Regions from separate parts of the Homo sapiens genome. Here all the other regions are linked to region 1. A link is a loop called in an ENCODE intact Hi-C map of the cell type or tissue named here. Cell type or tissue: A673. All regions are shown on one strand. Region 1 has its middle 38 kb from the start of SERPINB2. Region 2 has its middle 24 kb from the start of SERPINB12. Region 3 has its middle 15 kb from the start of SERPINB3. Region 4 overlaps SERPINB8 (serpin family B member 8). Region 5 overlaps SERPINB13 (serpin family B member 13). Region 6 has its middle 300 kb from the start of PHLPP1.

Evidence for each region. Peaks named below come from ENCODE experiments on the same cell type or tissue, not always from the same donor. Only the 100,000 strongest peaks of a DNase experiment are listed, where the experiment ranks them.
Region 2: it touches region 1 in a loop (7-fold over the local background); 88 of 110 quality-filtered maps call a loop at or near these places.
Region 3: a loop joins it to region 1, with 2.4 times the contacts of the local background. A loop is called at or near these places in 7 of 110 quality-filtered maps.
Region 4: it touches region 1 in a loop (8-fold over the local background); 6 of 110 quality-filtered maps call a loop at or near these places.
Region 5: a loop joins it to region 1, with 4 times the contacts of the local background. A loop is called at or near these places in 3 of 110 quality-filtered maps.
Region 6: a loop joins it to region 1, with 8 times the contacts of the local background. A loop is called at or near these places in 7 of 110 quality-filtered maps.

Annotation. Positions count from the first base shown.
Region 1 is chr18:63,847,685-63,852,684 of GRCh38, forward strand. No RefSeq gene overlaps it. Among named protein-coding and RNA genes, the nearest start is that of SERPINB2, 38 kb to the right of the region's middle. RefSeq lists an enhancer at 543-652. In A673, CTCF peaks have their summits at 664, 2,494 (motif pointing left) and 2,700; DNase peaks (open chromatin) are centred at 637 and 2,487; H3K27ac peaks cover 1,105 bases.
Region 2 is chr18:63,515,748-63,520,747 of GRCh38, forward strand. It overlaps a transcript of SERPINB12 not described here. Among named protein-coding and RNA genes, the nearest start is that of SERPINB12, 24 kb to the right of the region's middle. In A673, a CTCF peak has its summit at 2,876 (motif pointing right); a DNase peak (open chromatin) is centred at 2,894.
Region 3 is chr18:63,674,519-63,679,518 of GRCh38, forward strand. No RefSeq gene overlaps it. Among named protein-coding and RNA genes, the nearest start is that of SERPINB3, 15 kb to the left of the region's middle. In A673, CTCF peaks have their summits at 2,207 and 2,412; DNase peaks (open chromatin) are centred at 2,233 and 3,223; H3K27ac peaks cover 1,484 bases.
Region 4 is chr18:63,976,745-63,981,744 of GRCh38, forward strand. It overlaps SERPINB8 (serpin family B member 8), which reads left to right. Exons shown (of 7, transcript NM_002640.4): 2 at 1,555-1,732; 3 at 3,057-3,194; 4 at 4,977-5,000. The coding sequence starts at 1,565. Among named protein-coding and RNA genes, the nearest start is that of SERPINB8, 9.2 kb to the left of the region's middle. In A673, a CTCF peak has its summit at 2,808 (motif pointing left); a DNase peak (open chromatin) is centred at 2,827; H3K4me3 peaks cover 420 bases; H3K27ac peaks cover 258 bases.
Region 5 is chr18:63,588,289-63,593,288 of GRCh38, forward strand. SERPINB13 (serpin family B member 13) reads left to right here. Exons shown (of 8, transcript NM_012397.4): 2 at 363-544; 3 at 1,368-1,427; 4 at 4,060-4,188; 5 at 4,566-4,683. The coding sequence starts at 380. Among named protein-coding and RNA genes, the nearest start is that of SERPINB13, 3.4 kb to the left of the region's middle. RefSeq lists an enhancer at 341-1,540. In A673, no CTCF peak of the experiment used is centred here; DNase peaks (open chromatin) are centred at 2,483, 2,893, 3,213 and 3,623; H3K27ac peaks cover 4,208 bases.
Region 6 is chr18:63,009,596-63,014,595 of GRCh38, forward strand. No RefSeq gene overlaps it. Among named protein-coding and RNA genes, the nearest start is that of PHLPP1, 300 kb to the left of the region's middle. In A673, no CTCF peak of the experiment used is centred here; no DNase peak of the experiment used is centred here.

The DNA.
Region 1 (5,000 bases):
TACATTTCAGTTAGGGCTTAGTCTTGTTAAAATAAAAATGTAATATCTCGCAGTGGTGAATTAGGTTTTGGAGGCAACAAGGCTCCACTGACTGGGAACATGAAGACGTTATTTGCCTCTCTGACAACTGCTTCCTCCCCAGTGAAAGTAGTAGGGCTAGCGTTAGCCTCAGACGGTTGTTGTCAGGATTAGTATGCTGACACGTGTAAGGCACCTACTACAAGCCCAGGCATTTAATAGATCCGTAATAAGTTATTGCTCTTTATTAAATTGTTCCAACTTTCACTTCTGGAAGAAAATAACCGATATAGCTCAGGGTACCTGGGTTTTGCTACAGTGCTTCTGGCTTAAAATCTGCATAGAACCAGGTTTTCCTGATTTAAGGTCCTTTTCAGACTCCTTGAACAGGTTATCTTTCCATAAAATGCTAACTCTCATCATCCTTACTCTAGGGAAATGTGGGGTTTTTTTATGTGGGGATAGGGTCTCATACTAAACCACACTAATTTTTTTATGCAAATTACACACACACACACACACACACACACACACAAAGTATTTCCTCCAACATAGTGTAAGGCTACTTTCAAGTGAGCAAGTGTATTTACCAGTTTCTGGAATTATTTTCCTGGACAAGCCTGACCTCTAGAGGACAGGAGTTGCTTGTTACCCACTGAGAGCCAACATTAGATACCGTTTGTGGAACATTAAGGTGCCGTGAAGTCAGACAAGTGCTGGGGTTGGCATGATGTGAATATAGGATCTTAATTCTGCACCAACTAGCTTGAGCAAAATTCTTTATCTCCTTGATCTTAAATGGGTTTTAAAAACTTTATTGAGGTATAAGTTACATCAAATAAACTGCACATATTTATAGTAAGCCATTTTATTAGTTTGACGGTTGTAAACATAGCAGTACAATCAAGATGCCACACTTCCATCACCTCCTAAAGTTTCCTCATCCCCTTTTGAAGTCCACTCTGCCTCCATCCCCATCCACAGACAACCAATAATCAGCTTTCTGTCACTATGCATGAGTTTGTATTTTCTAAAAGTTTTTATGAATGGAATTATGCAGCATCTACTCTGTTGTGTCTGGCTGCTTTTACTCAGACTAATAATTTTGAGATTAAATTGTGTGTATCAGTAACTTACTCCTTTTTACTGCTGAGTAGTATTCCACTGTCTGGATACACCACATTTTGTTTAACTTGAAAGGGATCATAGTCCTAAATGTAAAAAGTTAGAACTGCTAGCAGAAAATACGGGAGAAAATCTTTGTGAGATCTGGCTGGGCAAGGATTCCTTAAAATATGAATTGCACAGATAATAAATGAAAAAAAGGATAATTGGAGTTTATCAAAAGTAAAAACATTTGCTCTTCCTAGTAAACAAAAAGGTGAATCAGAAATTGGGAGAAAATATTTGTACACATATAGCAGATAAAGGTCTTATATTCAAAATAATAAACTCAAAGAAAAACATTCAGTTAAAACACATGCAAAATATTCTAGCAGACACCTTACATAAGAAAATATACAGATGGCCAATAAGCACATGAAAAGATGGACAACAACATGAGTTATCAGATAAATGCTTAAGGTATTTTTAAAGTCTCTGAAATCGGGTTATGTCTTACTATTTAGGTGCTTGCAATTGGTGTGCTCCTTTTGATGTAAAGTTAATTTTATTTTTAGAAGCAATATTTATTGGGTACTAAGGTTTGGGCAATGTTTTAAACACTTTGTATGCATTATGTCACTTAATTCTCACAAAACCTATGAAGGGAGTACTATAATTAAATCCATCTTCATGGGTGAGGAAATTGAAGCTCACAGAGTGCTTATAACTTGCCCTAGTCCCACAGCTAACAGATGGCAACACCAGGCCTGGAACCCTCTAGCTACCACTATAGCCCATGGGCTTAACTATTATGCTATTTTAAAAATTATTACACTAATGGTGAATGGTCAGTGGAGAATGCCTCAGAAAACAGAGCCTTCTCTGGAGTCCTGATATTAACTTATTTCATTACATTTTGTGGAGAATACCTCAGAAAACAGACCCTTCTCTGGAGTCCTGATATTAACTTATTTCATTACATTTTGTGGATCATTAGATGAATCACTGTAAGGTAAGTGCCTAGTGCCTAGTAGGTATGATCTATTAATGCTACTTCCCTTTCTTCCATCTATTTTGAGGCTTTTGGAAATTGCCAAAATAAATGTTTGAAAATTACATGATTCAATCAATTTAAGCCAGATTTTTATTTATCACTACTATCATTCAACTTTTAACAATCATCTTTTTTTGTGAAAGAATTTTGAATGATGCAGTATTCTTTATTTTTTAACCTGAAAGCATTTTGAATGCTGCAATATTCTTGATCATGGTTCTCAACTAAGGGTGATTTTGCCCCTGGGCGACATCTGGCTCTGTGTCTAGAGACATCTTTGATGGTCAGAATTGTAGGGAAGGGCTGCTACTGCCATCCGGTGGTTAGAAGCCAGAGATGTGGCTGAACATGCTACAATGTAAAGGACAGCCCCACAACAAATAATTACCCAGCCCAAAATGTCAACAGTGCTGATGTTGAGAAATCCTGCTTTACACAATATGCGGGACTTAATTATTTATTGACATCAGTTGAGAATACTGAAATGCTGCAGGAAATGAAAGAAGACTTGGTCTCTGATAGCGTATAGTTACCAAGCCAATGAGGGAAATAAAGAAAATAACACCATGAACTCTACCACTATTATTATAATAAATGTTACAACAGAAAATAATAGAATATTTTAAGGTTTTAAACAAGGGGACTGTAGTCGGATAACACAATGAAAAAAATCAGAAAATGCTCTTTGAGAATCAAGTATGGAAGTACTGTATTTCCTTAATAAAAATAAAATTCGGCTTCTTTAGGGTTGATAATAGAAAATAATTCTTGTTTGCCAAACTTCATTTTCCTTTTAATTCTCTGAGGTATGATGAGACAAAATAGAAATTGTTTAAGGAGACTTAACTAAAGGATGTGGAGTCAACCAAACAGAACAATGTAAAACTGGATGATATCTTACAAAATATGCTTGCACTCTGGGGCTTGAACATGTCCCATCCTGATCTCGGGCCCTCCTCCACAGTCAGGGTGACTCTTAATACCTAGTACACACAATCAAAAATCCAGGCATTTAAATGTCTTCAACGCTGGACCTAGAGAGAAATACAGTTCCCTCCCCCCTCACTCATAGTTACCTCTGAACTGTATTTTCTGTTTTAGCACCTCCTTCACTTTCCAGTGATTGACATGTTCATTGAAATTGCTTCCCCTCTTACAGTGGTGTGGCCTTAATCTGTGTGCTGAACAGGATAACTCTCTTAGAATGTAATACTAAGCCCCGCACAGTCATGTCCTAGATTTAGACGTGGATTAGCAGAGACAGTAGACTGTGGCCGCATTGATGGTAAGATTTTAGACATCGTCTAGTCTAGTATAGGAGATTATTCCTATTGACAGTATATTTAGGTGGAATCCATTTCTAATGCTGTCTTTCAAGAATAATGCAAGGTATGCACTAATCATATATAGATTGTCAGAAACTATTGTATCTAATGGAGAGAAGCCACTGTTAGCACCAGGGAAGCATCAATAGGAGACAAGGTCAAAGGGTGAGCTAGGAATCCAAAGGTAGGGAAGAATTAGGCAAACGGTTGCTATATGTTGATTGTGAGTGATAAAACAGGGCTTGTGCTGGGAGTAATGAGATATTTGATAACATATTTCTTCTTTTTATGAAAACAATAGGTCTTGCCCGGGCACGGTGGCTCACCCATATAATCTCAGCACTTTGGGAGGCCGAGGCGGGCAGATCACCTAAGGTCAGGAGTTTGAGACCAGCCTCACCCACATGGTGAAATCCCATCTCTACTAAAAAAAAAAAAAAAAAAAATTAGCCAGATGTGGTGGCAGGCATCTGTAATCCCAGCTACTCAGGAGGCTGAGGCAGGGAGAATCACTTGAACTGAGAGGCAGAGGATGCAGTGAGCTGAGATCACACCAGAAAACAGGGAGATCTTGAGGCATAGCAGTTCCCGGTAACTTTAAAACTGATGCTGGCCAGGAAAGGGACCCAACGGTTTGCACTTGTTTAACCTGCATTTGAGGTTGTAATGTTACAGGCATTTGAACTGCGGGAGGAGGAGTTGATGGCCCTTGTGGTTTAAGCTCTGATGGCCCTAATAATTCTGGACCTCCTTCCTTTAATTTTGATGATTCAGGATATATTACCTCCTGTAATTGATTGTAGTCAACATTTTGCGTTGACCGAGCCATTACAGACTCTGCTACATTTTTAAAATGTGAACTTTCCGTTCCTTTCTTGAACTCTGTCCTTGCTTCTTCTTCACAATGTATTACACAGCTTTTAGGGGCATCAGAGACTGAAACACTATCTTCTGTTTGAAACGGTTCTAAAGTTGCTTTAATAATGGCCCAATCATTCCATACCGTAAGTGGGATGATTTTACCTTCCCTATTTGCTTGTTTTAATTCTTTGCCAATTTTTTCCCAATCTTTTCGATCTAAAGTTCCCTGTTCTGGAAACCATGGGCAGAATTGTCCTATTGTTTGAAATAGCGTAATTAGATTTTCTGTAGAAGCTGTAACAGAGATCAGACTGTTACTGTGTCTATGTAGAAAAGGAAGACATAAGAAACTCCATTTTGGTCTGTACCCTGAACAATTGTTTTGCCATGAGATGCTGTTAATCTGTAACTTTAGCCCCAACCCTGTGCTCACAGAAACATTTGTTGTATGAAATCAAGGTTTAAGGGATCTAGGGCTGTGCGGGATGTGCCTTGTTAACAATATGTTTACAGGCAGTATGCTTGGTAAAAGTCATCGCCATTCTCCATTCTCGATTAACCAGGGGCACAATACACTGTGGAAAGCCGCAAGGACCTCTGCCCAAGCAAGCCTAGGTATTGTCCAAGGTTTCTCCCCA
Region 2 (5,000 bases), 330 kb before region 1:
CTGGAATATTTGTCTATTAAATGAGAAACATCTGACACTATTACGAATTTAATTGTAAATTTAAAGGTTCATAATTGAAGATAATACTTATTTCTATAGTGATAACATAAATAGAAATTTTGGTAATGTCAGTGTTTTTTTTCCACTTTTCAAAAATATGCATTTATTTTTCATCATTTGTTTCTCTACAAAAGGAAAACAATGTCACTGTTATAATGAACACATTTTCTTTTCTAAATTAAAAAAATCCCCTAAGTCAGCAATAAACTTGGAATTGGTTGTAGGGCTCATAAAATTCATAATTGTGTCCAAATACACTGTTATTTTACAAAAATAGAGGTTACAGTTGTAAAAATGTATGAACATTTATTTATTTTAGAAATTGTTTTTCCTTTAATTTTTTACATTGACATATAACAATTGTATATATTTATGGGGTATAGCGTGATGTTTTGATACATATTATGTGTAGTAATCAGATCAGGGTAATTAGCATATCCACCATCTCAAATATTTATCATTGCTTTGTGTTGGGAACACTCAATATACACCTAGCTATTAGAAGGCCTGTACTATATTATTATTAACTGAAGTCACCCCACAGTGCTATAGAACACTGTAATTTTGTATTTTTTAACAAATCTCTATCTCCCCTCCATCCCTTACTAATCTCTAGGGTCCTCTGTACAAGTTTTTAAATGTATGTACAGAATAATTGCAGTTTTTTGTGAAGCCTTCATCAGTTGGGTTTTAGAAGTGTCGGAATCTTTGAAAAACTATATTATGAATCAACTCATGTCCCATATTAGTATTAAAGTTTTGTTGTTTTTAGTAAACCAATCATTTACCTTTTCATTGCATTTCCCCTCAAAATCAGTTGGAAGTGTCTACACAAAGCATTTATGAAACAGAGCATAAGAAAACCTCAGCTTTTGCTGCTTTTAGCTAATTAAAATTATCAAAAACAAAGCCTGCAGACAGGACGCCATATAAATTAATCACCAAAGAAAGAAAGAGGGAGCTGAACAAATTTAAGAATAAGAGTTCAAACGTGTGTGATGTTTAATTTTGAAATTCTATAATTGCATTTTGGAATATTTCAACTCGTGGGAGGGATCTTTTGATAGGATTTGTACTTTTAATTAGACAACTTCATATATATATGTATTTTTTACCAGTACAGAATGAAACCAAGGTCCTCAATTTTGCACTTTCTAAACTTGGTGAAATGTTCAAAATAATCATAAACAGATAACTTATTTGACAAGTTCCGGCTTTTTGAAAACATTTTCTCTGAATAGAGGCAAAGAAACCATAGCTGTGACAATATTAGAGCTGGATTATTTAAGAATTAAATTATGGAAAAGTTTTAATCAACAATATCCCTTATGTAGAATTTGCTCTGAGCTTAGCAGGTATTTCAGCATCTACTGAAAGACTATCTTCTAACAACCCCAATTTCGTTAATCATAAAATGAGCTTTGAAGAAGATTTCTGGCAATTTTATAAAAGAATTAAAAATAATACAGCACATTGAGAAACTAAATTCTTCGGAAAAATTGTAGTGACAGCTTTGGAGACCAGGATTTCTAAAATACCTGAGATTATACAAGAATAATGATTTTGTTTGTTTGTGTTTTTTTCACACTGAGATAACAAAAAGTTTTTTCACATTTTGCTTAGTGTGTACAGATACATGCTATTTTATTTTATTTTTAATTAATTAATTATTATTATTTTTTGAGATGGGGCTGGAGTGCAGTGGGCGATCTCAGCTCACTGCAACCTTCTTCTCCCGGGTTCAGACGATTCTCCTCTCTCAGCCTGCTGAGTAGCTGGGATTACAGGTGCATGCCACCATGCCCGGCTAATTTTTGTATTTTTAGTAGAGACAGGATTTCACCATGTTGGCCAGGCTGGTCTCGAACTGCTGACCTCAGGTGATCCACCGGCCTCAGGCTCCCAAAGTGCTAGGATTACAGGCGTGAAACAGTGCGCCTAGCTAGACACATGCTATTTTAAAAGAGAATTTTATTAGGGCCGGGCGCGGTGGCTCACGCCTGTAATCCTAGCACTTTGGGAGGCCTAGGTGGGCGGATAACCTGAGGTCAGGAGTTTGAGACCAGCCTGGCCAACATGGAGAAACCGCGTCTGTACTAACAATACAAAAATTAGCCAGGCGTTGTGGTGCACACCCGTAATCCCAACTACTCGGGAGGCTGAGGCAGGAGAATCGCTTGAACCGGGAGGTGGAGGTTGCAGTGAGCTGAGATTGCCCCACTGTACTCCAGCCTGGGCAACAGAGCGAGACTCTGTCTCAAAAAAAAAAAAAGAGAATTTTAGTTTTGAAAACTTTTTTTTTTGTATAGAACGATTTTAAAGGTCCGCCGGTAAAATAAAAGCAGCTGTCAATTCAGATTTCATCTATCTATGCAACTTTAGCTCTATAACTGTAATTATTTTTGATGCCCTTTTCCCTTTCAGAATTGTCCTGGTGTGGAAGAATAATTATATGGTCGCGCTCTCTATATAACAGGGCGGAATAGTAAAAATGCTCTCCAGAAAGGAGCTTTTCAGGTTTTCTTCATCTCCATTGGCCTCAGGAGAGGTGTTATTTTTGCTAGGTATGAAGTTTTTTCTGGTTGTTGTCTCGACCCTGACACCATAGAGTTTGCTTCTTTGTCTGGGTGGATGTCAGGGCTGAGAAGGAAACAGCTCTGTCACTTGAGAACTGGCTTAATCTGTGGGGAAATCAAACTTAGTCTCTATGTTTCCTCTGTAAAATATTAACTGTTAAGGTGCCTTCCGACTCAAACGCAATGTTATCATCAACCTTTAAGAGAATCGGTCACTTCTGTTCATTTTCTCTTCCACTAGATGGCGCTGTCCGTCACATTATAACAGTGCTGCTCAGGGCCTGGAACGGTCAGTTGCTACAGCTTTTCTTTAAGGTCTGTGAACTCCCGCCCTGCCTTAGACCTTCTGCCCCTGCTGCTATGGGGACGTTGTTGAAGTGCTTTCTTCTCCTTGCCACCAAGACACTCTGCAACATTCCTTAACGTTTCATTCTAGGCCACCTCCCCAAGCTTAAAAAATTTGTTTATGGTAAGAACGGTTAATATGAGGTGTAACTTCCTAACTAATTTTCAGTGTACAACAATATATTATTATCAGCTGTAATAATAATAACAATATATTATTACAGCGTTGAACAGCAGATCTCTAGAATCTATTCATCTTGCTTAATTGAAACTTTACTTTCCGTCTTTCTAGAACTCACGTTGCACCCGGCGTGACTATGATTTACCACTCACAGTTCAGGGTGGGGACACTGAAATACGAGGCTCATAGAGTCTGGTGGTACTGGGTCTTGGTGAGTAGGAGCAAGCAAGGCACTGCCCAAAAGCACTTCTACCCGTATGAGCATCCGTCCACAGGTAAGACCCGGGGACTCAGCCCCAACTTACCTGATGTGGCTCTGTGAGCACCAGGTGTGTGGGGCCGGGAGACAGGGACCACCCTAGTTTAGCTTCCTTAAGACCTTCAACAGTGGCTCTGCAAAGTGCTTATAAAAGGAAAAATCAGTGGAATGAATCCCAGGGCAGCTGAGATCTGCTGTGGATCTACTCTGTACCAGCCATGTGCTAGATGCTTGATATACACAACCACATTTATGTGTAGCACAAAAACCCTGTAAGGTAGGGACTGGTACTTTGATCCTCACTTTGTTTCTTGAACTTTCGCTAATTGTTCTTTGCTTCTGCCTCAACTCCGCCCCTTCTGTCCCTCTCAGTCTGATATACCAATGGACTGCCCTCCTAGCTTGGTTTCCTAGATTCCAGTACCATTTGGTGCATTATTGCAATTAACTGTTGAAAATCATGAGCCTCTTTCATGTTAGGGAACTAGGTCTTCTGGGTGGAATCCAGCCCTGAAGGCTGGGAGTTGGTAACTTTGCCATGTGTTTCTTGTTGTCACGAGATGCCTCATCCCTCATTCTAGGAGTCCTAAAAATTTCATATGTCTCAGCATCTCCTGAGAATTTTGTTAAAATGCAGATTCCACGGTCCCATCTCTATAGGTTCTGACTTATTATCTAAGGTAGGCTCGAGAATGAGTATTTTGAAATAAGCATCACGGGTGATTCTGAGGCAGTTTCCAAGGATCCTGTGTTGGGAAACTCAGCCCCGTGGGGCTGGCTCATTGTCATGGATGCCCTGTCTTGGTGCCTGCTTCTTAGCTCCCTGCCTATCTCTAGAACAGGTACCCCATGTGAAACGCGCTCATCAGGAATCTGTCCCTTTGCCCCTGGGAATCTTCTGTAGTCCAAACCAGGGCCTTCACCCTCAGCTCTGTTTTCAGGTGTGAGGCTCTTGCTCTTCCTCAGAGACAGGTTCCATGAGTAACCTTTTCCTTTCGGTTGGGCCTACTCCCTATAAGCAGGGCATGGCCTCACACCCAGTGCAGGCTTGGTAATGCCTTAATTGTGGAGCACACAGAGAACAAGTGTTACCAGGACGGGACAATGGTGGCAGGAGCCATGCTTCTGCCCAGCCCTAGAGGATGATGACGATTTCTCAGGCAGGTTAAGGGTGGGGTGGAAGCTATTTCTAGGAAAGGAAAAGCAAGAACAGTGAAAGGGCAAGGTGTGTTTGGGAGCCTAGAAGAGGCTGTGTAGCTGAAATGCATGTGTCAGTGGAGAATGAGTCACAGATGCATGGTGGGGAGAGGCTGGACATCCACCCCCAGGAGATTGTCCTTCATGCTGGCTGAGGAGTCAACAGGTGTCCTTGCAAGGGGGAGACAGACTGAATGAAATTGGGGGACTCAGTAGGAGAAAGAAAAGCTGATCAGAGGCTGTTGACTCTGATATAGAATAAAAGTAATGAAGGCATAAACCAGGACAGTGGTAGAAAAACCAGACCACAGAGGAGAAAATGTAGAGAAGTTTGATAGGTAGAAGCTAAGCATCTTGAAGCCCAGTTGTGGGTAGGGGTGGG
Region 3 (5,000 bases), 170 kb before region 1:
TGCTTGACATTTTGATCAATGCTTCTTGAGGACCAAATGGGATCCAGGGATGGTTACATACTATGTTTGATTGTCTATTTTTAAGGGTTCTTCAGTGATCTTTTCTTTATAAAATGGATTCTTAGTTATTGTCTATGCCTAAACGGTAGGCTAAGTGAGAAGTCTCTAGCGCCTTGCCTGAAGTAGGGACTTACTGACAAATGAGGTTTACCAAGGTCTATTTTAGGTGAGAGGTGACTTGTTAAGCGCCATCCTCTGAGCCAAATTTCTGAGCCAGTCACCTCATCACACTCTTCCCATCTCATCGCCTCTAGAACCAGCTTCTGCTTTCCTGGAAATGGTCCTGCCTTTAACATAACTTTCTCCAGGACTTCCAGGAACAGCCACCATTACCCCCTTCAGTCCCTCAGTTGCCCAGGCTGGATGAAACCTACTCCTATACTTATGAGTACTTCTCTGTTGCTGCATGAGAAAACTCCTGGCCTTGACCTTGTCCCAGGGGTGTCATCTCTAACATCATGTACATTAATTATAGTTTATGTTAAAAAATTGTTCCTGAAAACCACTGCATTAAATTGAATATTTGGTCAATATTTGTTTTGATTTATAATATTATTCCAGGGATGCTTAGCTTTGCTTCTTTAAAAGTTACTACTTTAAAAAAATTACCAAAATACTAGAAGCTTGCCATAGTAAACTAAAACTGCAGAAAAGTAGGTAGGAAAATGTGAGAGGGGACTCCTCTCCTACAGGGCAGTGGTGGGAGTAATGACAATTTTCCATTCATACCTCAGCCTCCTCCAATCCTTGACTTTTGTCAAATTGCATCCCTCTGCAAACCAAAGCAAAAGAACATCTACAAGAGCTACTGAATACTCTACCTGGTGTTTTTTTTTTTTTTTTTTTGCCAATGAATTTAAATGTGACAAATTCCTTTCTACTCTTCTTAATACTTAACCCTAGTATAAGAAAAATACCCAATCAGGTAAAGCAGTATATACTATGTGACTGATTATTTTAAATTTAACTGGGATGTTTTACTGAGTATATATTTTTAAGCTACGTTGAATAAAACCCATTACATTTTATAATTTCTTTCAAGAGTGCTGTGTATTATTTAATAAGTATATAAGAGCTATTTTATCAAATAAGATAGTTTTTATTTATTTATTTTTATTATTTTTATTTCACTTTAAGTTCTGGGCTACATGTACAGAACGTGCAGGTTTGTTACACAGGTATACATGTGCCATGGTGGTTTGCTGCACCTGTCAACCCGTCATCTAGGTTTTAAGACCTGCATGCACTAAGTATTTGTCCTAATGCTCAAGTAAGATGACAGTTTTTACCATGAAATGTTTACTCATATCACAGGCCATCTTTATTATATTTTATCTTATAAAATGATTAATGTTTTAATCTCCTATTATTAAGATCTAAGATGCTATCTAAGATGCAGAATCAATACATTTTAAAAAGTATTTTGCCTACCAAATTGTCCTGAATGAAAGACCACAGAAAAATTTTTGTTCTCATTCACTTCATTAAGAGATGCAACTACAGAAAAAATTAGCTTTTATGTTTAATAATTATTTATCAAAATTTAAATATATATATTTTCAATTGTACACTAACAACAAGTATAGTGATAACTGAATCCAGATGAAACTTTTTAAACATATAGAAAAATGACCATGGGTCATAAGAACATTTTGTATTTTAAATGCATGTACGTACTTTCATTTCAGAGAAATATGGCAAGGTTATCAATAAAATACTTTCAAATGTAAAAGTATATTAAATTAGAAGAAAATTCTTTGGAGGAAGTGAAGTGGAAATATAACACCGAGGTAAAAGGAATGATGTAAAATATCTGAATGTTCAAGAGGTTTTTCATGTGTATTTCATAGGTTTTTCATGTGTATTTATTAACGATGGTGGATCTCACATGGTTAGATTTCACTGCATGCATGTAAAGAATGATGGAACTGTTTTATTTTAAAACAACAGAACTCACAATTTGCCTGAATTAAATCATCTGCAATTATTTATATTATGGGCAACATTTTAGCTATCAGCTTGGAAATGTGCAAGGAATATATGCTTTTCATAAAAATAGAAAAAAGTTATAGCGTGTTCTTGGGCAAAGGTTTCAGAGATCACCTGTAACTTGGTGTGGTGCAGCACATTGCTGGCCACACCGCCTGTGACACCGTGTGGCAGTGGCTGCAATAGCACTTCAACAGCACAAGACTTCCTGGGGACAAGAAAGGGCTCTGGCTTTTTCACTTTAAGGCAACAGCAAGGCTGAAGATTCCTCTCCTCATCCCTAAAGTTATTAAGGGGGAGAAGATCATGGGAGAGAGAATAACATCGTTCCTCAATAGCATGGGGAAGGAAGCAATTTCATCTGATTATGAAAAAGAATGTGGACTTATTTAATGATATAGTTTTTGCTTAAGTTTACCCTGGTCTTTCCCATCAGAGATTCTCTGTGTGTGATCTGTGGATCCCTGAGAGTTTCTGAGACCACAAGAACACAACCAATTTTATAATAATACTAAAACACTTTTGCCTTTTCCACTGTGTTGTGATTTGTGCTGATGGTGCAAAAGTGATGGCTAGGACTACTGTAATTTAGCATGAGGTAGGGCATGTTGGCTCCAAACTGGGCTGGTAGCCATGGATTCCTCACTGCCACACATATATGAAAACGTCATTTTTCACTTCTGAATGTTCTTGATGAAGCAATAAGTATTGTAGATTTTATCAAAGTTCAACTCTTGAATACACATCTTCTAATATTTGGTGTGATAAAATGGGAAGTATCTATAAACATCTTTAAAAAACTTGGAAATACTTATAGGTTAGCAGGAAATTGCCAAAAAATGTATAAGGAAATTTTCTACCAGTTTCCCCCAATAACAATATTTTGCACAACTATAATACAAATAGAAAAACCAGGAACTGACATTCATGCAATCCAAAAGACTCTTCAGAGGAAGGGAAGAACTTCTCAGGGTTTAAAGGATGAATAGGAGCTCAACAAGTGGTTAAGTCTGAGATGGCATGCATTACAGCAAAGGGAGGAGACACGCAAATTGTGATGGGGAAAAGCAAATAATTCTGTTTTGCTAAAGCAAGAAATGCAGGAAGAGACACTCACAAGGGTGATGAGACTGGGAAGGAAAAATTGCCTAATAATGAAGGCTTCTTGTGTCATGATGAAAGACCTGAGTTTTTTTTCTGAAGGCCCTGGGGAGCTACTGAAGAGTTTTAAGCATGTGGGTGGTATGAATAGATCTGTATTTCAGGATAATAACTACAGACTTTTTTTTTTTTTTTTTTTTTTTGAGAAACGAGGGACCAGTAGTAACAGGGAGTAATAGGAAGCCCATTAGGAAGGTTTGCAATAATGTATCTAGGTCATGAGATTTTGAGCTAACGCAATCCACGGAAGGAGGAATATTTAAGAAGCAAAAACTACAGGGCTTGGTAGTGGATGAGGGAGGTAGGGGAAAAAGGAATCTAGGATGACTCACAGATCTCTGACTTACGTGGTAGGATTTAATGATGGTACCATTCACTCACATGCTCAGTTTGGGAATATTTGAGTTTAGCTTTTTAAGAAACATCAAGATGTAGGTAGCTGGTTTTGCTAGTACAGAGTATGGTAAAATAATCAGATTACAGATACATATTTGGATGTCATCTATTTGGGACGTTGTTAAAATAATGTGAGTGGTGGAGGTCACCCAGAGAGAGAGAAGACATAATATAATAATAAGGAAGCAAAGGATGAAAACTAGGGGAAAACTAGATGTTGGAAAGAGGAAAAGGAGTTGGAATGGTGCACTGAGGAAGATGAGAGAAGAGAAATGAAAGCTAGAAGAGAATGTTCAGCATACTAAATGCAGCAGAAATGTACAGTACAGCAGGTACCCAGACATTTTGGTTTCAGGACCCCTTTAAGCTCTTCAGAATTATTAAGGAAATCTCAAAGAACTTTTGTTTATGTGCATTTTTCTAATGATATTTACTCCATCAGAAATTTAAGCAGAAAAAGTTTAAATATAAACTTATAAAATAACATCTTAATATTAAAAAACATTACAACCATTGCATGTTAATGTAAATGACACATTTTTAATTTAAAAAGCTATGTTTTCCAGTATACAAAAAATAGTGGTAAAAAAGGCATTGTTTTACATTTTTACAAATCTCTTTAATGTTTGATTTAGTGTAATTATGTCTTGCTAGATTTATGTATCTGCATGTGCCTTCAATCTGTTGCAATATGTTGTTTTGGTTGAAGAATATATGGCTTCACAGAGATATGTGGTTTGAAAATAAAGGAGTTTTTTTTTTTTTTTTTTTTTTTTTTTGAGACAGAGTCTCACTCTGTTGCCAGGCTGGGGCACAGTGGCGCGATCTTGGCTCACTGCAACCTCCGCCTCCCAGGTTCAAGCAATTCTCCTGCCTCAGCCTCCTGAATAGCTGGGACTACAGGCACGTGCCACCACGCCCAGCTAATTTTTGTATTTTTAGTAGAGATGAGGTTTCACCATGTTGGCCAGCATGGTCTCAATCTCTTGTCCTTGTGATCCGCCTGCCTCAGCCTCCCAAAATGCTGTGATTACAGGTGTGAGCCACTGCGCCGGGCCTAAAGGAGAATTTTCATAAAAGCCTTTTCAATTAACCGTGATATTTCCTTCTTTCTTTCTTTTTTTTTTTTTTTTTTTTTTTTTTTTCGCAGAGTCTCACTCTGGTGCCCAGGCTGGAGTGCAGTAGTGTGATCTGGGCTCACTGCAATCTCTGCCTCCTGGGCTCAAGTGATCCGCCCACCTCAGCCTTGATCTGCCCACCTCAGCCTCCTGAGTAGCTGGGACTACAGGTGTGCACCACCACATCCAGCTAATTTTTGTATTATTATTATTTGTAGAGACAGGGTTTCACTATGTTACCAGGCTGGTCTCTAACTTCTGGGCTTAAGTGATCCA
Region 4 (5,000 bases), 130 kb after region 1:
GATCCAAAAATCAATGCATCTAATTAAAAGTGCTCCCTCGATGACAAGATTAGGGCTTCATATTTTATATCCATGCCTATGGACTTTCTTTGCAACTCCGTAACCCAGTTTCAGCAACTCTTGGGGAAAATGGGGCATCTTTTTGGAGTCACTTTAAAAAGTAATTTTTTTTTTTTTTGTCTTTCCAGTAGCCTCATATTTCAGGCCAGCCTATCTCAAACAAACCCTCCAAATTTGGTGAAATGTATCTAGCTGTTTTCACAGGAAGTGATGACAGAAATACAGTTTTTATTGATAAAGAATTACATATATAAGTTTTAGAACATTCTTTATAGATTATATTGGAGACATTAAACTGAAAGATAATTAGCAGCAATAGGGGGATTTTGTGTAATGATTAAGAATTCAGGCTCTGGAATCAAACTGTGGGTGCCAGGCGTTTATGACTACCTGAGGGTTCTGGAATGAGTTACTAAACCTCACTCAGTCTTCTCATCTCTAAAGTGGGGCAATAACTATACTGACCTCAATGTGTTATTGGGTGATAATGGAAAGTGCTGAAAACAGTGCCTGGCACCAAGATCTTTTTTTTTTTTTCCTGAGATGGAGTCTCACTCTGTTGCCCAGGCTGGAGTGCAGTGGCGTGATCTCGGCTCTCTGCAGCCTCCACCTCCTGGGGCTCAAGTGATTCTCCTGCCTCAGCCTTCCAAGTAGCTGGGATTACAGGTGCCCGCCACCATGCCTGGATAATTTTTGAATTTTCAATAGAGATGGGGTTTCACCTTGTTGGCCAGGCTGGTCTCGAACTGCTGACCTCAAGTGATCTGCCTGCCTTGGCTTTCCAAAGTGCTGGGATTACAGGTGTGAGGCACCACACCCGTCCGCACAAAGACCTTTTGGCTGCTGCTATACCAAGGGAGGAAGTAAGCAGGTGTTGCAGGGTGTCTGTGCCCCTGTTGCTAAGAGGGATACAAGTCATAGGCCCTGAGATTGGCTATTTTATGAATAAACCAGTGTTTTTGTTTCCTATTGGTGTGATAACACTTTACCACAAATTTAGTGGCTGAAAAATGACACACATTTATTATCTTATGGTTCTGGAAGTCCTAAGTCCAAAATGGTACAGCATAGCAATGTTATTTTCTGGAGTCTCTAGAAGAAAATCTGTTCCTTGCCTTTTCTGGCTTCTCGAGGAGGTTGCATTCCTTCATCAGTGGCCCCTATCCCTCTGACCTCTGCTTCCGTCCTCATGTCTCTGTCTCTGACTCTGCCCCTCCTGCCTCTCTCTTTTAAGGACGCTCGTGATTCCATTAAGCCCACTGGGATAACTCAGGATAATCTCAGATCTCAAAATACTTAACTGAATACCATTTGCAAAGTCCTTATTGCCAGGGCAGATCATGTAGTCACAGGTTTTGGGAATTAGGAGTGGAAGTCTTTGGAGGGTGGTTCTTCCACCTACCACCTCAGCGTCCACTGACTGGGGGATGAATGACTGCGTGGCTACCGGAGTCATTGGCTTATGTGCTTTTCCCTGCTGTGCCTTTGATGCAGACCTTCTCTGATGGATGACCTCTGTGAAGCAAATGGCACTTTTGCCATCAGCTTATTTAAAATATTGGGGGAAGAGGACAACTCAAGAAACGTATTCTTCTCTCCCATGAGCATCTCCTCTGCCCTGGCCATGGTCTTCATGGGGGCAAAGGGAAGCACTGCAGCCCAGATGTCCCAGGTATGTGTGCTTGTCACAAAGGAAGGAGAACAGTGTGTTTCCCTTGTGCTTCCATACAGCTGTCTTTCTGTACTTTTGCTCTAGCTGAGGCCTGTGGAGCTGGAGGTAGAAGGAGGAGCAGCTCGGCAGTGGAGAAGAGCAGAAAGGGGTAGAAAGGTGAAATGTGTTGGACAGATCATCTCCTCTGATGTTTATGGGAGAAGTCAAGCCATAGAGTTATTTTCTCTAGATCAGATCATCAATACAGTCTGGCAAATTCACATCTTTGATAAGTAGGATAAAGTATAATTCTGTCCCACAAGAAAGCAAAATATTCCAATTTTGTTACATTTTAAACTTTTGCTAACATTATATTTTTAATAGACATGTGGGTGCGTAGATTAACTTTTTGTTAAGTGGGTTATTTTAGTGCATGATTATGCATCCTAGAAGAGGAATGTAACACAAGTGTGGACTTATATCTTCTGGAGTGATTTGAGGAATATATAATCTGTTTGATTCAAAATGGTGATGTATGACCTTATCTACAAACGAGGTGTGGGATAATGCTTTAGGAACAGTTCTCTGACTATTGGTGAAGATGTCCCAGATAATTGCCAAATGGATATCATTTTGCCACCAATATCAGGAGTGTATAGACAGTCTCCTAAAATGCACCCAGGGACCCCAGTTGACATCCTTCTGTGGTTGTTTCTTTCAACTGATTGGAGGAGTGAGGCTTTGGACTGGGGGTGATCGAGAGATATAGGAATAACCTTAATTCTCACTCTGACTTGACATTTAATTTATAATATGGTCTGGAGAACTTCTGTAAAATTGCAGATGAAACATTTTTAGTTTTATTGCTGCTTTTGTTTGTATTACCCGAGTTGTAATTCATCCCAGTTACTTACTTTTTTCTGTTCTGCCTTCCCCCTGAATTATCGCACACTGCCTTGCTGGCATGAATAAATTTGCTAGACTAGTGGTTCTCACCTGGTGGGTGGGAGGTAGGGGTCGGTGGGTGAATTTTTCCTTCCTGGGGACCCTTGCGAAGACCTGGAGTTTTAGATCCCATAACTGAGAGGTGCTACTGACATCTAGTGGATGGAAGCCAGAAGTGCTGCAAAAATCCTACAATGCTTATATGAGACAAGGAAGTGTCCTGGCCCCAAATGTCAATGCTGCATTGCCCACGTTGAGAAACCCTGTGCTAGACAATTAGGCCAAACCTTTTTAAAGTAGGATCCTGTGTGGTTTTTTTAGTACAGAGGTTTGTTTGGAGAAAGCTCTTTGGGAGAGTATAATGGCAGCGTTAAAAGTCAGTGTTGGTTTCTGTTCCCAGGCACTTTGTTTATACAAAGACGGAGATATTCACCGAGGTTTCCAGTCACTTCTCAGTGAAGTTAACAGAACTGGCACTCAGTACTTGCTTAGAACTGCCAACAGACTCTTTGGAGAAAAGACGTGTGATTTCCTTCCAGTAAGTAGTATTCACATATTGATGACAAAGAAATTGAAAGTAAGTTAGACTACAGAAGAGCAGATAATAAAGTATAACTGTACTGACTTAAAACGTGCTTGGAATTACACTTCTGAAATTACAATTTTAGATTTTATGATGACTTCTGAATTACGTCCTTTGTAAATTGTTACTGATACACCCATCCCTGTTATCAATCCCAATATGTCAATTCTCCTGCACGCAGCCCTGCTTCTCCCCCTTAATTCCCTGTCCCTGAGTGACCACATCATTCAACACGCTGTACAGAGCTCCTCCCCAGTCCCAAGTGTGGTTATTCGGCTGCCTCCTGCTGAGGTAGCCTCTCAAATTCTCTTAAATTTGCCCGCCCTCTTCTGAATTGCACCTACAACTGACACAATCGTCTTTCTAAAATGAAAATCTGTTCATAAAATTGAGGTTTTAAATCTAAGCAGTTTCTATTTACTTCAGCATATAATTCCAAGGTTCCCTAGTCCAGCCTGGCATAATGCAATCAGTGAGGTTCAAAAATCATGCCACCTGATATGCAGGGTGATGTTGTCTTAAAATTAGTGAACTGATTGCAGCAAGCTTGGCCATCCTATTGGCTGGAGGTTCTGAGAGGACTCCTCTAAGGCTCAAATACATCCCTGTCCTGGTAGCTGCTGGGTGCTGTTCCCGGAATTTGCCTGCTCTGGGTTTATCTACCTCAGAAGGTGACTCTGGATCCCAGGAATCTCCTGATGAATCCATTTCATTTTTGAACATCAGCCTGATCTACTACTGTTGTAATACTTGGGACACAGGGAGCCAACCTCTACTTTTCCTGGTGGCTTGGCTCCTCCTTCCCTCTATATCCTCTTTCTTTGGCTGAAATTAAAATATTTGAGAACAGGGAATGGACAGAGGCTGGGAGCCAGTTTCCAGGCCTATTATATCCAAAGCCAGGTTTTTGTGAGGTAAGTTATCTGGGTTTTAATGTGTTGGGTACAGGACTTTTCTGATTGGACCCCAACTTACATTTCAAGGCTCTTCCCCTGCCACTGTTTCCCTTAATCCCCTCCCTGATACACACAAACACACATACACATGTACACACACACACAAACATGCATGCAATCCACACACATGCAGGTGCCCAAGCACTCACATGTACACATGTGCACTCATGCACACAGATGTTCACACGCATGCACACGTATGAACCCAGTTGCACACACACCCTATGATCCAGGCCTATCACGCTCCATTCCCATGGGGCCTTCCTTGCTCTGTATTCTTCCAACCAACCATATGACCCAGATCTAAAATGCTATTTCCTTCTTTGCAGTTCAACACGATTTCTTAACAATCTAGTTCCCTTATAAAGCCTCTCGTTTAACCAAAACCACAATACTGTAGTTGGTGCTGGTGATGCAAAATGAGTAAAAGTGTGTTAGACTGCCTAGTGAGGGAAGCAATATTAAAGTCAGTGGAGAGCGTTTGACAAGGATGCTCCTGTGATGTTTTGTGGATAGTGGCAGCTCATGATGTCCTGTAAGTGTCTGGGTGTCTCAGCTGCCTCTTCTCAGGCTGTGGACCTCCTCAAGCCAAGCACCTTGCCCAGTACCAGGCAAGAATAGGTGGCCCATACATTTTTGTTAATTGCACGCATGCACCTTGAAGTGGAGTGTGACCTGTCCAAGCACTTATTGTAGAAATGCAGTAAGAGAAAACAAAATGCTTTTGCATTTGTGGGAACCTTTACCAAATGAGACTAAACTCAGTGTTTTGTGTTTGCAGGACTTTAAAGAATACTGTCAGAAG
Region 5 (5,000 bases), 260 kb before region 1:
CTGGACAAGGGCTGGGTCTACCTGGGGAAGCTTCCATGAAGAGGAGGCTGTGGAGAGGCAGAGACAGGCAGGGTCAGACAGAGAGCAAGAGAATAAAGCCATTAAAACATTAACCCTGCTCCGCGGGGAAATAAGAACTGAGCACCACCGGATGACGGAAGACTCCAGTAGATTGATGGATGTCTCCCAGCAAGAGAAGGCCAAGAGAGGACGTGAGAAGCAGGCAGCAGCGACCTTTCACCAAAAGGGTGGAAATCCCTGTATTCCGGATCGATGCAAGAAGAGGAATAGAAGCAGAAAGGATTCCCCTGACACAGAGTAATTCAAATGTTCAGTTTTGATTGTTGTTCTTGCTATTCTAGGTCTCGCTAAAATCATCATGGATTCACTTGGCGCCGTCAGCACTCGACTTGGGTTTGATCTTTTCAAAGAGCTGAAGAAAACAAATGATGGCAACATCTTCTTTTCCCCTGTGGGCATCTTGACTGCAATTGGCATGGTCCTCCTGGGGACCCGAGGAGCCACCGCTTCCCAGTTGGAGGAGGTTGGGCGCAGTCAGGGGGCTTCCTTGTTTCCTATGCACAAATTCATTTGGCGGGGGGGTTGTCAGCCCTCTTGCATTATCTTAAAAATACGCTCTTCTTGACCTGTGGACCAGGAAACAGAGACTTTCAAGACAAGGAGCAATTTCAGGTCTATCAGGAAAGCCCTCTTCCTTTTCCAAATACCATCTCGCCACCTGCTCCCAGATGCTTGAAATTTTTTTGAGTAGAGACTGGTTGCGTAACCTTGTCCAAGTACTTATGGAAAAAGTGACATAATCCCCACAAGGGTAAAAATGACACATCCAAGATGAACACAGGAACACATAAGCCAATACGAGTTCCTTAGAAAAAAATTAGAGGTATTTTTAGTAAAGAAGGGGATTCACCATGTTGGCCAGGCTAGTCTTGAACTCCTGACCTCAGGTGATCCACACGCCTTGGCCTCCCAAAGTGCTGGGATTACAGGCATGAGCTTAGCTGGGTGTGGTGGCAGGTGCTTATAATCCCAGCTACTCGGAAGGCTGAGGCAGAAGAATCGCTTGAATCCAGGAACAGAGGTTTCAGTGAGCCAAGATCATGCCACTTCACTCCAACCTGGCCAAAAGAGCAAAACTCCATCACACACACACACACACACACACACACACACACACACACGAAAAATCAGAGGTAAACGCAGACCTTTTTCTGATTTTGCAAGGAGATAATGTCACCTCATATACCACCGAGGTTTCTTTCAGAAGCGTCCACTCTCCCCTGACTGATTCTGTGTGAGGTTTTCTCTTCTCTGAGCACCACAGTAATATTTTCTATCTCTTCCAGGTGTTTCACTCTGAAAAAGAGACGAAGAGCTCAAGAATAAAGGCTGAAGAAAAAGAGGTGGTAAGAATAAAGGCTGAAGGAAAAGAGGTGGGGAGATGTGTTTTACAAACTTCAGTAGAGTTGCATTTTAGGTGTGGGGTCTCTGGGGAAAAGGACTGAGAAAGGCATGAAAGCAATATTGTTGCTTTACTATTAAGCAATAATAATCACCATAGACAAATATTGTTGTAAGGATTATACAATAATAATAACCCCTTAATATTGAGAAGAGACCTTAGGTGTAATGGACAATACCGCTATGATAGAACTGGTAAAGGCTAATAGACAGAAAAGTTCCCATAGCAGAGTGGATGGGTTTTGGAGTTAAACAGACTTAGGTCCAAGTCCTGGCTCAGTCACTTAAGAGCGATGCTACTTTGGGCAAGTTATTTATCTTCTTTCAGCCTCTGTAAAGTCCGCAGTAGGGGCATCTGGCAACTGAGCCAGTGGTGGTGGTGGTAGTAGCAGTAGGTGATATTATTGCTAAACTCCACTCATATTTTTAACCCCGTGCTGATGTTGTATTTAAAAAATTATTACAGGCCCAATGACTTCCTGAGGTCTTTTCCAGCTCCAGTGTTCCTGTATTCGCCATCCAAAGGAGAGTCTACTCAAATATGGGAAAGGAATAAGCCCATTAGGTCGGGGCTAGGATCAGACGTTAGCACTCTCAGGAAGGGCACAGCTGCTCTGACAGTAGTCATAGTGCAATTCCAGACCCTCATAAAACCATGGCTCAGATCACCCAGCAATAGGAGCTGCTCATTTCACAACCCCAAAAGGCTAGGTCGTGTGGGTGGCTCAGTTGCTCCTGTGGAGGGTCAGGCTTCCTTTCAGGGTTTGCGCAACCAAGTTGGGTCATATGGCCACTGCAATGTTCCCTCAACTGAGAAGTGCAGTTGTCTTCAGAGCACATTCTTTCTCAGCCATGATAGCCCATGTAGAACCTTTGTGCAAATTAGAAAACAGCTCATTCTTTTGGATAGCTGCCCTACTCCTATGTGAAGGGCTAGATGACTGGGGTGGAAACTGAATTTCAGCTTTGTGTAAGGCAAAGCTTACACATACATGCTGTCTAGCAGTTTTGCCCATTCCCCAGAATTTTCCTGGGAGCCACAGGGGTATGAAGAGAATAGAATTACTGACTGAAAGGATATTAGCACTGGAATACATCTTAGAGGTCATCTACTCCAATCTCCTCATTTAATAGTTTGCCCAGAGACTGGCTTGGCATGTACCCGTTTGATTATTATGTAAATTCAGAGTATTTTGAATCTTGCTTTTAAAAAATGCTGATAAAATCTCAAGACATATGTACAAAAGGTATAAGGAAAAATGCAATAAACACACTTTAACCCCTCCTTTAAGTGTACAAAATAAACTATTACCAAATCAGCTGATGCCCCTTAGGCTGATGTATAACACCTTCCTTGAGCACGCCCCCATCCTCTCCTCAGAGAGGAAGTCCCACTATTGTGGATTAGGTGTTCATTATTCCCACGTATTTATTATTTCATTACATGCCATATATTTTTGTCATTCTTCTTTGGAACTTGATTATTTTTGGCTTAGCATCATGTTTATAAGATTCATCTATTTTAAGGGGATACTTATAGCTCTATTTGATTCATTTTTATAGCTATTTCCTCATTTATTTTGTTGATGGGGCCGGCCTTCCTTCCTTCCTTCCTTCCCTCCTTCCTTCCTTTTTTCTTTCCTTCCTTCCTTCCTTCCTTCCCTCCTTCCTTCCTTTTTTCTTTCCTTCCTTCCTTCCTTCTACAAACAATGCAAAAATGGCCTTTTTAATGCCAGCCTCCTAATTTGCCTGGGTGAGAGTTTATCCAGTCCCAAGCTATCCAGTATAGTAGCTACTCAAGTGGCTATTGAACACTTGCAATACATCTAGTTTGAATCCAGATGTGCTATAGGTATAAAATGCATATTATATTTTAAGAACTTAGTATGAGAAAGGAATACAAAATATTAATTTTCATGTATTATTTTTGCTGAAATATGTATCTTATATATTAATATGTAATTAATATTTATTGTATTTATATGTTGAAATAATGACATTCTAGATATGTCGTTAAGGTAACATAGAATATGAAAACTTCAATCAGAAAACTGATGGGTCCTACATAAAATATTCAGAAAATTTTTTTTTTCCCCTGGAGACAAGGATAAATCTCACTTCAGCCCAATGTGTAGTGACTCATACCATTAGGAGTCACTCTTCTTATTCACTATCTGGAAAAATTTCCAAACTTCAATAGATAAGAATCGTCCGGAGAAATCACTTACTTTCCTTAGATGCTTAGAATCTTGTGGGGAGCTAAAAACAAGCTTATTGAACATTTAGTGAGCACTTTTATTTGAGACCAAAAAAGCCCACAACTTGAGTTATAAATGCAAGATCTGTGGTGTTGGGCTGGCAGAGAAGGCTTCTCTCTGGAGCTGAGATTGGTCATAACTGACATTATCATATGACTTGGGTAAAGGCTACCTGATATCCAGGGGCCACATCAAACACAGGGATCACCCTTGAGGCTGACAAACGGAGGGAGAGACCCAGCAGCCGCATCCTCTTAGGGGAGAATCTGGGCTTGCTTTTGCCAAGATAACCTGTTGAGATTTTGTTTTAATTTTCAAGATTGAGAACACAGAAGCAGTACATCAACAATTCCAAAAGTTTTTGACTGAAATAAGCAAACTCACTAATGATTATGAACTGAACATAACCAACAGGCTGTTTGGAGAAAAAACATACCTCTTCCTTCAAGTAAGTTTGCCATGCCTACCATATCTGTGAGTGGTATTCTGGAATGGCCAAATGGCCCTGGTAGGACTATGGGTCCTGAAGTCGTGCTGCCTGGCTCTGGCCACATCCCTGTGGTGCTTTTCCATCCTGATCTACAGATATTCAGAACTGCAGGGAGTTCCTTTTTAGTCCTGGCAATCTGAACCTGATTTTTGCCTCATCCCCAGAATAGCTGCATAAAAATGTGCAGCAGGAACTCAATGTGAGATGCCCAGGGCCTTAAAATTTCTCTTACTGTATTAGTCATCCTAATGTATACATAAATTTATTTAGAGATGTTGGCAATTGATAAATTGAGTTTTTAACCTCTTTTTATTCCTTCCTTGTTTCTCCTAAAGAAATACTTAGATTATGTTGAAAAATATTATCATGCATCTCTGGAACCTGTTGATTTTGTAAATGCAGCCGATGAAAGTCGAAAGAAGATTAATTCCTGGGTTGAAAGCAAAACAAATGGTAGAGTATGGGTGGGTCATTCATTGCAAAAAAACAAAAACAAAGAAACAAACAAACAAAAAACACTTCTTGACAACCTGCTGTGAATGAAGCCCTGGACTTGTCACTGCGTGGGGTGCCATGCAGTGCACAAGCTTTGGGAAGGGACTTGAGATAGGTTTTGCAGGGTTGGAAGGGCAAGCCCAGGCCTAGGAGGTAGGGAAGGCACTGCAGATGGTGGAGCAATTTCAGCAAATGTGGAGCGGCCAAGGGGAGCCAGTGAGGGGACTGCATGAAGCCAAATGCACGGAAACGCTTGCTGGAGAACTGTTTACACA
Region 6 (5,000 bases), 840 kb before region 1:
TGCATCGTCACCAGCAGTGAATGAGGGCTCCTGTGTCTTCACATTCTCATCAGCATTTGATGCTGTCAGTGTTTTTGGTTTTAGCTATTCTAATAGATAGGTAGTAGTATCTTATTTTAATTTGCTATTGTCTAATTCTATATGATATTATGCATATTTTCATATGTTTATTTGCCATCTATATCTTCTTTGGTGAGATGCCCACTTATTTTGTTGTTTGTTTTCTTATTGTTGAGTTTTAAGAAGTTTTCTTTTTTTGGTATATGTTGGGTATAAGTCCTATATTTATTTATTTTACAAATATTTTCTCCCAGGCTGTGGCTTGTCTTCTCATTCTCTTGACAGTGTCTTTCACAGAAGTTTTAAATTTTAATAAAGTCCACCTTATCAAAATTTTCTCCTATAGCTTATGCTTTTGGTGTTGAAGCTGAAAGGTAATCACCAAGCCCAAGTTCACCTAGATTTTCTTCTATATTTTTCTCTTTATATTTTTGCATTTTGTATTTAGGTCTATGATGCATTTTGAATTAGTTTTAGTGAAAGGCGTAAAGTCAATGTCTAAATTCTTTTTTTTTTTTTTTTTTGGCATGTGAATATCCAGTTGTTCTAGTATTATTTGTTGAAAAGGCTATTTTTATCCCATTGAATTTCTCTTACTCCTTTGTCAAAGATTAGCTGACTAGATTTATATAGGTCTATTTCTAGACTCTATTCTTTTCCATTGATTGATTTGTCTCTTCTTTTACCAATACCACCTTGTAGTGATTACTGTAGCTTTGTTGTAGGTCTTGAAGCTGGGTAGTGCCCTCTGACTTTGTTTTTCTTCAGTATTCTATTGGCTATTTGAGGTCTTTTACCTTTCCATATAAACTTTTGAATCAGTTTGTTGATAGCCACAACATAATTTTCTGTAATTTTGATTGGAATTGCATTGGACCTATAAATAACGGTGCAAAGAACTGACATTTTAACAATTCTAAATCTTTGTATTTATGCACATGGAATATATCTCCATTCATTTAGCTATCCTTTGATTTATTTCATTAGAGTTTTGTAGTGTTTCTCTTATAGGTTTTGTGCATACTTTGTTAGATTTATACCTAAATATTTAATTTTGGGGGTGCTAATGTAAATGGTATTGTGTTTTTAATTTCAGATTTCACTTGTTAATTGCTGGTATATAGGAAAGCGATAGACTTTTGTATACTAACCTTGTATCCTGAAAACTTGCTGTAATGACTTATTAGTTCCTGGAGTTTTATTATCAGTTCTTTGGGATTTTCTATATAGATGAACATGTCATTTGCAAGCAAAGATGGTTTTATTTCCTCCTTTCCAATCTGCATATCTTGTATATCCTTTTCTTGTCTTATTGCATTATTTAGGACTTCCAATATGATGTTGGTTAGAGGTAGGGAAGGCAGACATCCTTGCTTTGTTGCTGATCTTAGTGGGAGAGCTTCTAGTTTCTCATCAAGTATGATTTTAACTGTAGGTTTTTGTAGATGTTCTTTATCAAATGGAGAAAGTTTCCCTCTATTTCTAGTTTCCTGTGAGTTTTTATCATGAATGGATGTTGGATTTGTCAAATGGCTTTTCTGCATCTATTGATGTGATTATATGATTTTCTTTTTTAGGCTGTTAGTGTGATATATTAATTGATTTTCAAATGTTGAACCAGCTTTGCATAACTAGAATAAATCCTACTTAATTGTGGTGTATAATTCTTTTTATACATTGTTGGATTTGATTTGTTAATATTTTGCTGAGAATTATTGCATCTACATTCATGAGAAACATTGGTCTGTAGTTTTCTCTTCTTGTAATATTTGTCTGGCTATAGTATGCTGGTAATGCTGGCCTCAGAATGAATTAGGAAGTGTTCCCTCCGCTTCTATTTTCTGGAAGAGATTGCAAGGAATTGGTGTAATTTCTTCCTTAAATGTTTGGTAGAATTCACCAGCAAATCCGTCTGGGCTTGGTGCTTTTCGTTTTGGAACATCCTTAATTACTGTACAATTTCTTTAATAGATATAGGCCTATTCAGATTATCTGTTTCTCTTTGTATGAGTTTTGGTAGATTGTGTCTTTCACGGAATTGGTCTATTTCATCCAAGTTATCAAATTTGGGGCATAGAGTTGTTTATATTCTTTTATTATTCTGTTAATGTCCATGCTTATGTTATTTTTTGCCATGTAAAAGTTTTTTTTAATATAGTCAAGTTTATAAATGTCTTTCTTTCACTAATTCTGGATTTTGAGACATGTGGCTGCTTCCTGGTAGTAGAGTAACTTACCCATGTTTTCCTCTGGGATTTGTGTGGCTTACTCTGGTATTTATCCTGTAGTATAGTGTGATAAGCAGATTCAATTGTATCTTTTCCCATATAGTTATTCAGTTGTTCAAACATCATTTATTAAAAATTGTTTTCTTTCTTTACTGATTTGAGACATTACCTTCATAGTATGGTATATTTCCTTGTGTAGTTTAGTCTATTTCTGGATTTTTGATTTTATTTAATTGGACTATTCATATGCCAATACAACATTGTTTTAATTATAAGGATTTTACATTATGTTTTAATATCTGGTAACCTCCCCTTTCCAACATACACATATTACTCTTTTTTTCCACGGGATTTTCCTAGGTATTCCTGCCTGATATTTCTTCCATATGATCTTTATAATTAACTTGGCTAGCTCCAGGAAAAAACAAAAACAAACCCCAATACCACATTGATTTTATACATAAATTAGGGAGAGTCAACATTTTTAAGATAGTGAGTCTATTCAAAAAAATACGTGTCTTTTCCTCAAATGTACTTTCATATCTTCAGGAGTATATAATAGTCTTCTCATATGGGTTTTACACATTTCACGTTATGTTTATGTCAAGCTATTTTACTTAAAATACTTTTGACATTATAAATTGATCATTGTTTAAATATATAAAAGCTATTGTTTTCCGGATGCTAAGTTTCTGTTATTTGTAATGAATTCCTTTATTGCTCGTAGTAGTTTTTCCATTAATTTTTTGTTTCCCAGATATATAGTCATGTCATCAACAAACAGAGATACTTTTACCTTTCAGTTTCCAGTTATTATTCCTCTAATTGCTTTCTCTTATTTGATTTATTGGTGGTTATCCCCAATGCAGTATTGAATATGGACATGTGGCCTACCTTGTCTTTCTTCTATTATTATTATTAGTGAGGCTACGTATAGTGTTTCTCCATTAAGTAAAATGTGGTCTTTGGGCTGAATTATATAGAATATATACCTTTTAAAAGTAAGCTTTGTATTGAACATTAACACACATAAGGAACAGTGCACAAATTATTCGTTTGCCAGTAAGAATTTTCATGAAGTTCACACACTTGTGTAGCCCGCACCATTACTATATGTCCAGAAGCCTCCTTCATGTCTCCTCTAGTCACCACCCATACAAGGGACCACTATCCTCCTCACTGCCAACACTACAGACTACTCTTGCCTGTTTTGGACTATATAAATAGGATCATCTTCTTTTCTTATTTGCCTTTCTTTTATTTGACATTTTTTTTTTTTTGTGAGATCCACCCGTATGTAATGTGTTAAGTAGTTTGTGTTTTTCATTGTTGTATAGTATTTCATTCTGTGGATATACAACCATATATTTATCCATTCTACTGTTAATGGACATTTGGGTAATTTCTGCTTTGGGATTTTTATGAATGCCATTGCTATTCACATTCATACTGAATTTCTGTTGGATTGTTACCCAGGAGTGGAATTTCTAGGCCATAAAGCATGCATACTCTCAGCTATAGGAGACATAGATAAACACTATCTGTACCGAGTTATGCTCTCACCAATACATTAGAGTTTTAGTTGCTCCAAAATCTCATCAACCTGTGGTACTCTGTGTTGTGTTTTGTTGCCATGTCTTTTTGTAGTTTAATTTTGATGTTGACCATCTTTGGATGTGTTTATTGGTCATTGGGGTATATTCTCACGTGCGGTCCCTGTTCAAGTCTTTTGACCACTTTTCTGTTGAGTTGTTTTGGTTTTTTTTGTTTTTTATTTTTGAGATGGCGTCTCGCTCTGTTGCCCAGGCTGGAGTGTGGTGGCACGATCTCGGCTCACTGCAACCTCCACCTCCCAGGTTCAAGCGATTCTCCTGCCTCAGCCTCCTGAGTAGCTGGGACTATAGGCATGCACCACCACACCCAGCTAATTTTTCTATTTTTAGTACAGATGGTGTTTCATTGTGTTGGCCAGGATGGTCTCGATCTCTTGAGAGCTGTCTTTTTCTTATTGATTTGCAGGGCATTTTATACATTGTTGAGTGTGTGTATTACACATATCTTCTCTCACTCCAAAGCTTGCCCTTTCATCTTAATGTGATCTTCTGATAAACAAAAATATTTTTATTTCAATTAAGTCTAGTTTACCAATCTGTTTCCTTAAGGTCAGTGCTTTGAGATATTGCCCTATGTTTTCTTCTAGGTGGCTTAGTATTTGATCTTTTCCATTTAGATCTACAACACAGAATTGATTTCTGTGTGTGGTGTGCATTAGGTGTTAAGACATATTTTGTCTGCATAAGGTTAACCAATTGACCCAACATCATTTTTTTAAATGGCCAGGTTTTCCTCATTCTACTGCATTGTCACTACTGTCATCAATTAGATGACCTTGTGTGTAAGCCTGTGTCTAGACTTTCTATGTTGTTCCATTGGTTTATTTGTTCTTATGCCTTTATTACACTGTCTTAATTGCTGTAGTTTTATAACAAGTCCTTTTTAAAAAAAATTGTGGTAGAATGCATATAACAAAATTAACCATTGTAACCATTTTTATGCATACAGTTCAATGTCAGTAAGTGTATTTGCATCATTGGGCAACCATCACCACCCTCCATCTCTAGAACTCTTTTTATCTTTCCAAACTGAAACTCTGTATCCGTTAAACAAACACTCTCCATTATCTCTCCCCTAAGCCTCTGGCAATCACCATCC